Regions from separate parts of the Homo sapiens genome. Here region 2 is linked to region 1. The links are chromatin loops, found by intact Hi-C in ENCODE. Cell type or tissue: endothelial cell of umbilical vein. All regions are shown on one strand. Each heading gives the region's core, and the rest is flanking DNA. Links, peaks and the distances in the headings are about the cores only.

Evidence for each region. Hi-C counts contacts between places; a loop is a spot of excess contacts. Peaks named below come from ENCODE experiments on the same cell type or tissue, not always from the same donor. Only the 100,000 strongest peaks of a DNase experiment are listed, where the experiment ranks them.
Region 2: it touches region 1 in a loop (4-fold over the local background); 5 of 110 quality-filtered maps call a loop at or near these places.

Annotation. Positions count from the first base shown.
Region 1 is chr15:47,463,295-47,469,190 of GRCh38, forward strand. It overlaps a transcript of SEMA6D not described here. Among named protein-coding and RNA genes, the nearest start is that of SEMA6D, 250 kb to the right of the region's middle. In endothelial cell of umbilical vein, for the core only: no CTCF peak of the experiment used is centred there; a DNase peak (open chromatin) is centred at 3,247; H3K27ac peaks cover 2,364 bases.
Region 2 is chr15:47,381,875-47,387,770 of GRCh38, forward strand. It overlaps a transcript of SEMA6D not described here. Among named protein-coding and RNA genes, the nearest start is that of SEMA6D, 330 kb to the right of the region's middle. In endothelial cell of umbilical vein, for the core only: no CTCF peak of the experiment used is centred there; a DNase peak (open chromatin) is centred at 2,637; H3K27ac peaks cover 1,629 bases.

The DNA.
Region 1 (5,896 bases), core at 609-5,608:
ATCCACATACATGCACCCTTTTCTTCACAATTCAAAACTTTCTTCTCCATAAATCCTTTGCTGATCATCTCTGCCCATGACAAGTTCTCTTGACTCAATTCGTATAGCCCTGACTGCATATATGTCTCCTTTAAATCTTAACACATGCAGTACATTTGCATTTACAAAGGAAAATAGGCTCAAACGCCAAAGTTTCTCAACCCTTTGCAATGTATTTCCAAAGAAAAGGTGGTGGCAGCTGAAGCACATGTGTGCGTCATGGTAGGCCTAAGAGTTGTAGAGTGTGTTGATAGTATGTCGGGGGAATCCCCGTGGGGCCCAAAGGGAACACACCTTAAAGTTGGACAAACTTAGATCTGAAACATGTCTTTTGTAGTTTACTGTGCGACTGTATTAGTTTCCTGTGGCTGCTGTGACCAGTTGTCAGATAGTTGGTGGTTTAAAACATAACTTTATTCTCTCCCAGTTCTGGAGGCCAGAAGTCTGAAATCAAGGTGTCCACAGAGCTGCACTCCTTCTAAAGGCTTTAGGGAGAACCCATTCCTTGCCTCTTCCAGCTTCTGGTGTCTCCAGTCATACTTTGGCTTGTGGCTGCGTTACTCCAATCTTCACCTCTGTGGTCACCTTGCCACCTCCTCTCCTGTATGTCTTCTCTTTCGTTTATCTGTCCCCCAGACTCCCTCTGCCTCTCTCTCATAAGGATACATACACATGATTGCCTTTAGGGCCCACCTGGATAATGCAGAATGGGCTCATCCCCTTTTTAAATTTACTCATTCACATATTTTGCTATATAAGGTAATATTCACAGGTTTCAGGGGTTATGATCTGGACATATCTTTTGGGGGGCTGCCATTCAACCCATGTAGTGACCTTAAGAAGAGATTTTAACTTTTTTTTAGCTACAATCCCTCATCAGTAAGATAAGGTTAATAAACTTTTATTGTCAGGCAGTTAGGAGGAATAAAGTAAAATATATTTTCCATGTTAAGTATGTGTTGCAGGATCATGTAGGGTAAAAAGTCTTTCTCTGGATGCTATTGTAATAAATTCAGCCCCTGCAGCACCCCCACCATAGAGGTGTCTCATATGTGCTCGTTAAGAAAAGGCACCCATCCTGCTTCAGGTGCCTTTGGTGATACCCATTGTCTCTGCCTCATGCCGAACCACTGCCACCAGTGTCCAGTCCATGCCAAGGACTCCTGATGCTCCCAGATCAGCCAACAGTGTATTCCACATCTGGGCCTGGCTTTTGCTCTTATAAGATGGTTGGTTTGAGGAGGTGCCAGTATGCAGGCATGGTAGCTAATTCCCTGCCACCACTGTGGTGTGACTGATTTAGTCAAGCCCTCAAGGAGCTAAAATTTTATTGAATTATTTATAGTCCTCCATGTGCACAAACCACCCTGCACCCTTGTCAAAATGGAAAGACTCTCTCTCTCTAACCTTTTAATTTAAATACCTCTTAATGGATGAGTACCATATGTTAATATATGAGTCCATACAAAGTTAGGTCAGAACACAAATCAAAGTGACAGTCCCATGGATTGCTCCACCCCACTGATAAAAGGCACTGTCATGGACCAAGTGGGGGTTTGCCTGAATTTACTCTATTAAGAGACTCTTAAGTTTCTTCTGCAAATAATCAGGTAATTTCACAAGTTTGCCATATATGTATGAATCCCAGTGATAAATTAAAGTGAGCCTCAAGCTAGAATACTCTGTTTCTCTCCTGTTACACCTCCTGGCCCTCCCTGACTCCCCTCACCACTCACAGATACACAACAACTAAATGTGCCTTGCACAGCACCTAGAACATAGTAGGTACTCGATAAACACAAGATCGTCTTCTGTCTTGTACTCACAGTGCTTTGAACACAGCAGGTAGTCAGTAGATGCATTTTGACCAATGTGTATCTGGATTTGTAATGTGTAAGAAATATTGAAACATTCCTCATAAAATTTCAATCATTTCTATTTGGCCTCTAACTCTAACCTCTTTCACTATTAATTGGTTCTTAATAATAAGCCCCTAAATATAGATGTTTGTACAAGAAGAAGTGGGCAAATAGTTGTCCGCATCCCAGTTAAAATTCTTATTGCCTAGACTTAGCTTTGCAACATTGCTAGGTGGCTAAATTATTGCATAACTTATAAAGGGGAAAGGTTTCTGACTTTATGTTCTAAACGCAGTTGATATGGTTTGGATTTGTGTCCCCACCCAAATCTCAAGTCCAATTGTAATCCCCCGTGTTGGAGGAGGGGCCTGGTGGGAAGGGATTGGATTGTGGGGGCGGACTTTTTCCTTGCTGGTGTCATGATAGTGAGTTTTCATGAGATCTGGTTGTTTACAAGTGCATAGCACCTCCTCCTTCTCTCTCTTCCTCCTTCTCCTGCCATGTAAGATGTGCCTCCTTTCTCTTTGCCTTCTACCATGATTGTAAGCTTCCTAAGGCCTCCCCAGCCATGCTTCCTGTATAGACTGCAGACCTGAGTCAGTTAAACCTCTTTTCATTCTAAATTACCCAGTCTCATGTAGTTCTTTATAGCAATGCGAAAATGGACTAATTCACCAGTAAAGGGTCTTGCCAATTCTGCAATAATATTACCTATTGGTTTCCTCCAGGGAACTTGACATGCTTTTCTGATATCAAAATGTTCATATTTGTAACTTTTCATAGAAAAGATAAAGAAAATAATGTGTTTTTATTTTCTCCCAGCTTTATAGGTGGTATAATTGACAAATAAAAATTGTATGTATTCAAGGTATGCAAAATGATTTGATGTACATATATATTGTGAAATAATTACAATCAAGCAAATTAAGATGTTCATCACCTCACATAGTTACCATTTTTTTCTGTGTGTGGTAAGCACACTTCAGATGTACTGTATATGCAAATGACAAGGATGCAATACATTATTATTAACTGTAGTTTCCATGTTGTATATTGGATGTTCAGAACTTAGTTCATTTTATAACTGAAATTTTGTACCCTTTGACAAAAATCCCTCCATTACTCCCACCCTCTAGCCTGTAGCACCCACTTTTCTACTCTGTTTCCATAGGTTAGGCTTCTTTAGTTTCTACCTATAGGTGAGATCATGCAGTATTTGTCTTTCTGTGTTTGGCTTGTTTCACTTAGCATAATGTCCTCAAAGTTCATTCATGTTGACACAAATGGCTAATTTTCCTTTTGTTAAGGGCTGAGTAATATATTCCATTGTAAATATTTATCAAATTTTCTTTATCCAGTCATCTCCTGGTGAACACTTATGTTGTTTTCATATCTTGGCTATTGTGAATAATGCTACAAGAATGTGGGAGTGCACATATCTCTTTAATGTATCATTAATAATTTCATTTCCTTTGAATATATACCGAGAAGTGGAATTGCTAGACTGTATGGCAGTTCTGTTTTTAGGTGTGTGGTTTTTTTTTTTTTTGGAAATGGAGTCTTGCTCTGTCTTCCAGGCTCACCAGCTTAGAGGAGTGATCTCGGCTCACTGCAACCTCCACCTCCCAGGTTCAAGTGATTCTCCTGCCTCAGCCTCCCTAGTAGCTGGGATTATAGGAGTGTAGCACCACGCCTGGCTTTTTTTTTTTTTTTTGTAGCAGAAGTGAGGTTTCACCATGTTGGCCAGGCTGATCTCAAACTCCTGACCTCAAATGATCTACCGACCTTGGCCTGCCAAAGTGCTGGGATTACAGGCATGAGCTACTGCACCCAGCCTATTTTTAGTTTTTTTGAGGTACCTTGACACCTTTTTCATAATGGTTGTACCAATTTAAAATTCCACTAACAGTATATAAGGGTTCCCTTTTCTTCACAAGGATAATAATTTTTGTTCTTGTTTAGAAATGAGAACATGAAGACCTGGAAAACTGTGAGTTATCCATATCAATGTAAAAGGCTTGTGCCCTCCCTGCTACAAGGCTGAGATCATTTTAGAAGTGATATGCCAAGTTTCCAAGCATTTATTGTAATTTATGTTTCATAGACCAGTTATCATTCCCCACCCTGGAAATCACTGTGGATTGACACACTCCGGGTCTGGTTGGGGCCAAGGAAATTAAAGTAATTATGATGTAAACATGTCGGTATTAATGCTAATGCTTGCTAGAAGAGGCAATGTAGAGAAGGTAGATTGACATAAGGCCATATACCCTGTGTATTCTCATTTAATGTTTAAAGGCTGAATATGCAAGAATGTTGGCAAATTTCTGGAAACTAACTACTGGAAAATGTTAGCTAAATGGTAGATTGAGAAGTAGAGGAAGGGATGGAAAAAAAGCTGTTGAATTAGGGATAACTTTGCAAGCGCTGACTTAGGTGCTTGCGAAATGGAAGTGGAGCTGTTTCTCTCTTTTTTACACATCATGGCATTTTGCTAGGGATTAACTCATTGTCTCTTTTCTTTCCCTGCCAGGATGCTAAGAGATCATTGATATAGTTCTTTATCACTGTCGTAATTATTTCTGTAAGACCTACACCGGCAGCATCGGTGCCATTTAGTAAATGTGCCTGCTCCATTAGGAAGCAGAAAGAAGACCAGTTTGAACTCCTTCCCCTACTAGTAATGTGATCTGGAAAAATTGTCTTTAATTTTACGGCCTTAGTGTTTCCCCTCATCTGTAGCATAAAAATTATATTATAATAATATTATAATACCGACAGGATTGTTTTGAGACAGTTAATGTCACAGTGCTTGGTGAAGCATAGGCCAATACATATGTTATGTAAATAATGGTCTTATGCCACTGATTGTCACTTATTGCACTAGATTTGACTGCCTTCTTGTTGGAAATACAGTACAATCAAGAAAATTAGCAACTTCAACCTTGTTTCTAATTTAAATATATGTTACTGTGTGTTTGTGTGCGGGTGTGTGTGTGTGTATGTGTGTTCATACCTATGTTTCTTCATCATTGAAAATGCAGTTACAGCTGAAAGTGATTTCCATTATTGGCATTTTCTCATGATAGCAGAATTTATCCTGAATTAACAGCATTAGCAGAAATGGAGACTGTTTCAACCACTGCAATCGAAGAAGTGGTAAAATGGTGTGGAAACAAGTGTCTGAGCACTAGCTCTGCAGGGAAACAGGCAATGAGGAGCAAGAATTGTCCTACTCATGGTACTCAGTATAAGTGGGTGAAAGCTCGGCTCTGAGAAAGGACACAAGTCACCAAGGGCCATGGTCAGCCATGGTGGCTAACCTCAGAAGAGGCAGTTGTAGATATGAAGTGAGCTGTGTTACGTGGAGCGAGTTCACAGCAAAGGGGGAGTTATCAAGAGCAGCTGACCCAATACCTTCCGAAAGATCACCTGCTTATCAAAACCCTTTATTTTACATATTTTGCTGTTGACAGGCTGTGCAATTATTAAAGCGGCACTTTTCCTTACTTATCTTCTACAGAAAAGATCAATAAAGCACAGATTGAATTGTTAATATCCAATATCCAGGTTTGAATAGTACAGATAAAATTGCCCACAACTGTTAGACACTCAGGCTAAAGGGAGTAGCCCTTCCCCTGGGCTGCATTCGCTTACCCTCATCAACACACTAGGAAGCCATTCAGAATGATTTCCAAGACCAATTCCTCCTATTCCACCCTGTCTAGACTTTCTTGGAATGTTTTATGTAGAAAGTCCTGGATTTTCCTTTTCATTGGCCCCTGAACTCTTGAGGTCTCTGGGTACGGAAAGTCTGTCACTGCCAAATTTCCTGTCAGCATAATTTCTTACCTGTTTTAAGTAAATAACCCATCTTTTCTGAACTCAATGGCATAGTGAGTAGTGGGAGCTGTCTGCCCAGAGGAAGGAGTATTTTATCACTGACATGATTGAGAATTATCAGTGCAAGGTGATGATAAAAAGCAAATCAACTTTTA
Region 2 (5,896 bases), core at 512-5,511, 82 kb before region 1:
TAGAAATGGTCTTTGTCCTACTTGGCCCCTCTCTGCTCTTCATTCAGTGAAGATATGTTGAATATTTAGTCTGAGTCAGAGTCTGTATTGGGTTTAGGGAGGGCACAGGTGGATAAGACCCTGTAAATGTTCTGAGGTTATTTTGCATTTTGCTTTTCTTCTTGGCAAGGAACCATTTGATGAAATAAATAAAGATACAAAGAGGTAAAGAATCACTATTTCTTGCTTTTTGTAAAGTGTCGCCATATTAACATGGCAAAAGAAATACAGTAATAGTATTATTATATATAAACTATCTATCTTGCAAATAAACAATTACATGATGAGTCAAGCCTTTTAAGAAGGGGATCACTACTGGGTGCGGTGGCTCACACCTGTAATCCCAGCACTTTGGGAGGCTGAGGCGGGCAGATCACGAGGTCAGGAGATCAAGACCATCCTGGCTAACATGGTGAAACCCTGTCTCTACTAAAAATACAAAAAAAATTAGCCAGGCATGGTGGCGGGGGCCTGTAGTCCCAGCTACTGCTGCTGAGGCAGCAGAATGACGTGAACTCAGGAGGTGGAGGTTGCAGTGAGCTGAGACTGCACCACTGCACTCCAGCCTGGGTGACAGAGCGAGACTCCGTCTCAAAAAGAAAAAAAAAGGGACCACAAAGCTGTGTTTATACAAAAAGAGATTTCTTTAAAAGTAAAAACCAAGTCCGCAAACATATATAGAACTGTATAAGATCACACAAATGCTGCTCAATATAGGTAGAATATAGACATGGCTAAGACAAGGTTTCTGTCCTCACAGAATGTGAAGCCTACTAGTTGAAACAAGAGAAAAGCATGGGATCAGAGGGACAACCCTCTGCTTGTACTTAACTCTTGCTTGTTAGTCCTGTAGTACCATTTGGTGAAGACAAGTGACGGAGTCTTGTTCTGTTGCCCAGGCTGAAGTGCAGTGGCATGATCTTGGCTCACTGTAACCTCCGGCTCCCGGGCTCAAGCGACTCTCCTGTCTCAGCCTCCTGAGTAGCTGAGATTACAGGTGTTTGCCACCACACCAGGCTAATTTTTGTATTTTAATAGAGACAGGTTTCACCATGTTGGCCAGGCTGGTCTCAAACCCCTAATCTCAGGTAATCCGCCCCCCTTGGCCTCCCAAAGTGCTGGGATTACAGGCATGAGCCACCACCTGGTCCTAATTTTTGTCCCTCAAAATGATCCAGGGAACTTCCCTTTGTGCCTGTCCTGATGAGGACAATATCTCAGCCATCTGGCACTTACAGCTTTGATGCAACTAAGTGGTTCTAAGCTGATCCTCTATTTCCAAGGACATAGTAGATTGTGATTCCCTATGGTCGAGGAGGTATGATCCTGGTTTCTTCATGCCTCAGCTCGTCTGGGAAGAGTTGTGGGCAAAGGTTTCTAGCAGAGCTTCTGATTCATCTTGATAATTCATTAACTCAGATGGCACATATGGAAAGTACAGGAGGATGTGAGACGATAGTGCCTCCCATGACGAGGGAAGATGGGCACAAGCACTATGATTGGTCTCTAACTCCTATGCCCTGGCTCATAGTTGATTTTGAAACCGGCCAGTGCTGGCCTTCCTCAAGGGGTCATACTCTTTCACTTTGAGATCAGGCTTCTGGTATTTCCACATGTGGCACTGCCAGGGGCCTGGTACAACACAGTAGTAGTAGTAGTAATAATAATTTATTGATTGTTTTCTATGGGTCAGGCAATGAGCTATATGCTTTACCAGTTTTAACTCATAAGGCATAAGGACCCTGAGTTAAATATTAAAATCACCCCATTTTGTAAGATAATAAAAATTGAAGCTTTGAGGTTAGCTAATGCCCAGATTGAAGCTAGAGAGGTCAGCTAGTGGCCCAGATTGACATATCAAGGAATAAGACTGGCACTCAGACTCTGCTATGTCTGATTCCAGATGCAGGTCTCTAGCATGCTGAGAAATTTTAGCACACATTCAATTTCTCATAACAATTGTTCATTGTTCTCAAAAGCATCTCTGTATATCTCATGACCCAAATTCAAGCTCCTGCTTCCACAAAGCACATGCACATATATACAGATTCACACACATAGAGTGTTTTTCCACGATCTCATTTACAATGGGCTCCGTTATTGCTTATACCCAGTTTAATTTTTGGCTGGGCCTTTAAATACTTTTTAAATGTTAAGAATTCCAGGGACCTTCACAAAGACCAAAGTAGCAGGGTTTAAGTTTTCCCACAAATCAGAATAGGCAACTGCCAGCTTTCACACGAGGTCCTCCCAACCCAGTGACAACAGTTGTATTAAAGGAATAGAAAAGCCCAAACATTGTATGCATGTTTAGTAGTGCATAAGAGCTACTTTAAAACAGATTTGGAAAAAAAGGGCAAATTCAAAATATTTGCTGCATTTCTAGCGCCTATTCACTAGGCAGTCTCATGTTGTTTTGAGCTCAGAAGCTTGGTTCTTTCCCCACTTCACCTTTCTCTTTTCCCTGAAACATCTTTATCTGCTTCCCACTCTTCCATCTGTCAGAAGTTCCTGTTTGCCTTTGAAAGGATTTCTCGGCAAGCTGACCTCTGTGGATTTCATCAGCCCTGCATGCTTGCACATGCTGTGACTCATTTTCACTAATCTGTGCAATGAGCAGTGAGCAGGGGCCAGCAGAGGCCCTGCAGCCTGCAAAGGACTAATCAGCTACCAACTGTGGCATATGAGGATGTCTGAGTGGAGAGCTCCAAACGCCTACACGCCTCATGCCCAGAAGCTCCTCCTTCTGTGTCCCCCACCCTTATTTTTTGCTCTTGAATAAGAGGCATGAAAGCAAACATCTCTAGCCCGGAGTAAGGCTCACACTGCCAAAACCATATAGAGGAGTGTGTAGTTATTTTCCCATTTATCTATTTCAGAATTAACATTTGATTACTAAAGTTTTTTTTTTTTTTTTTTTTTTTTTTTTTTTGTAAGAAAAAGAAATATGTTTCCTCTAGTCCTGGCAGATCATTTGTTGTTTTTTCTCACTCCTCCTGCTTCTCTCAAGTGTATTTGCAAAATGAACGAAGGCTGATTTCTAGCAGAGGATATTTCATGGCTTAGTTTCTCATGAAGATGATAAATCAGACTAGGTGACTGAATAATTACATTCATGGAGCTGGACTGTAATTTTTTTTTTTTTTTTTTTTACCATAGAACTCATAAGGCAGCGTTCTGACTCATTATATACAACAGTTTTCATAACTCATGCAAATATTGCATCCAACTTTTGGATAGAGGGGTAGTTTTAGGAATTTTCATCAATACTTAATAACACAATTTACACTACAAACAGAACATTGTAATAAAGAATTCAAGAGCAGATAAGTGCCATTAAGTCAAGTAAGGGGCTTCATAGACCTGGTTTCCATTTACAATACCTTGTCTCAAGACACATGAATATACATGTTGGTATAGTCATAGTAGACATTATGCTCTTTCATTGTACTGTGAAGGCAACATGGTCTTTGCTCTGGGAACTGAGAGTACCGAATTCCATTTTAATTTCCATAACCAAATTGCTATGTGAATTTGTAAAAATTCATTTCTTTTTGTTTTAACAGAGAAAAGCACCACCTGGCCTCTGCTTTCCCTGAGATTATTTTTCATAGCCTGCTTTGACTTTGACAGAGAAATGTATCTGTGTGTTCATACGCATCTGAACTCAAAGCGTACAGGTCCAGAGGTTCTTCCTTGCTTTTTATATCTGCTTACTCCCCCAAGAAAAAGACTCATGTACATTAGAACTACAGCAATAAAGAATTTTTTTTAAAAAAAACAAGAATTATCAAGAATTATATAATAAATTTGGAACTGGGAAATGATAACTGTAACTGAATCCCAAGTCAAGGACATCTGCTCCAACCAGGCATAAAATTTAGCCTTCTGCTTCCAAGGAGTTAAGATAAGAAATAGGATGAGCTACCTAGCACTTATTATGTTAGCAAGGAATTTTGACAGGGGTTGAATAATAATTTGAGCACAGGATTTAGTCTAAAAGCCTAAATTCAAAATAAGTTTTAACACTAACTAGTTGTGCAGCATTGGGCAAGTCATTTAATTTCTCTGGGCTTTAATTTTCTTCTCTGTAAAATAGATTTGATAATGCATACCTCACAGAGTGTTTACAAGAATTAAATATATGTGTAACATATGTAAAACCATAGGACAATGCCTGGGATAGTGTGATATAATATATCAATAAGTTTTGATGCCATTAGGTTCAAGGGGCTCAACATCTGGTAGAAGAGATAAAATATCTACACAGATAACCATAATTTAAGGTAAAATGACTTATATATCCTCAAAGTGGTGAAGATAAGAGGTAACAGGAAAAGCTTCCAACTGGGGGTAGGGACTTGGGGGAATCAATTATTGCACCATGGGGAAGGTCTGAAGGGTGGAATTAAAAGAAAGCTAAGCAGAAGGAGACATCATAAGCTACATTTGCCCAGGGTCTTCACGAAGCAGACACCAATATGACATTAAATGTATGAGCATTCAGTTAGTGGAATGCCTGTGAGCAAAAATGTGGAGTTAGAGGCGGGTGCTGGGAGAAATGTCAGACCTTAATCCAAGACTGGCTTCAGGGAAGGAGAGGGGAAAAGTCCTAGATAGGCGTGCAGTCTAATGAAAGTTCCGCAAGGCCATCGGGGAGTCCTGGAGCCAAGGTTGGCTGTTAGCAGAATCCATATCTCCTAGGCATGGACCTGTCTTAGTATTTTTACCTGCTCAGGCATTGGCTGGCAGTTACCTATGGGAAGTGTGACCTCTGGGAACACCTGGTGCCAGGTTTCAGAGGGCAATAGCTGGAGGCCTTGGTCATTTCCCCTTTCACTAGTAGAAGTTCTGCCAGGCACGTTCTTATAGCCATTTAATAAGCACAGGGGCTAGAATGGGTTGTTTTAGCCAGAATTAAACATCCTACAGGCCAGTTGGGCTTAGACACAGAGCCAAGAACATTTATCTGTGTTTTGTTTATTTGCAAATGCAATAGGGGTAAGGGATGGCAATGAAGGATGCAGTGGCAACGACGCTGCCCCTGCAAACACTGTCATTGTGGGTGTTGGCCCACACTGAGGCAGCCCATCCTTGTGCTTCACTGCACGGGCCCTGCTGCGTGTGGCTCCATCATGCTCCCAGTGGCTTCCCCTTATCAGAATAACTCAAAGTCAGCTTATAGATGTGACCACATCCCCAGAGGTAAGTTGCCTTCTAGGACACCAAAAATCCTTTGTGAAGAGTAACCCAGAAAGGGCAGTGGGCAGTAAATTCCAAAGCATATCCCTATCTGATAATTATATGTGCTCATCTCTAGCACTCAGTCAAGGAAATTTAAGGGAAGCCTTGTTATTCCATTTTACTGATATTAAGGTTGAGGTGCATTAAAGTTGTAATTTTCCCAAGGTCATGCTTATACTCTGCTAGTGAAACAAATGGAAAGAAAACAGAACATGAACTTGGAGGAACTCAGATTCAACCCTGGATTTGCCCATTACTAGTTTTGTGACCTTGTATTAGTACCATAAACTTTTTGAGTCCCAACATGTTCAAGTTTAAAATATGAACAATAATACCAACTTCATGAAATTGTTGTCAGGTTTAAATGAATAATGTTGAAAGTGCCTAGTTCCACACCTAGTCTAAAGGAGAAATTCAGTAAATGCTCATTTATTTCTTCTAATTATATGACTAACTGATTAGTTCAGGTAACAGTTACATCAGGACAGGCAAAGGTAAGAAGAAAAATCAGAAATAATTTTAGATAAAGTTGGGATCTCATTATTCCAGGAATATGAGAAACTATTGTGTGGTTAACAATAAAGATTTGTGCGCTCAACAAACCTAGTTCAAA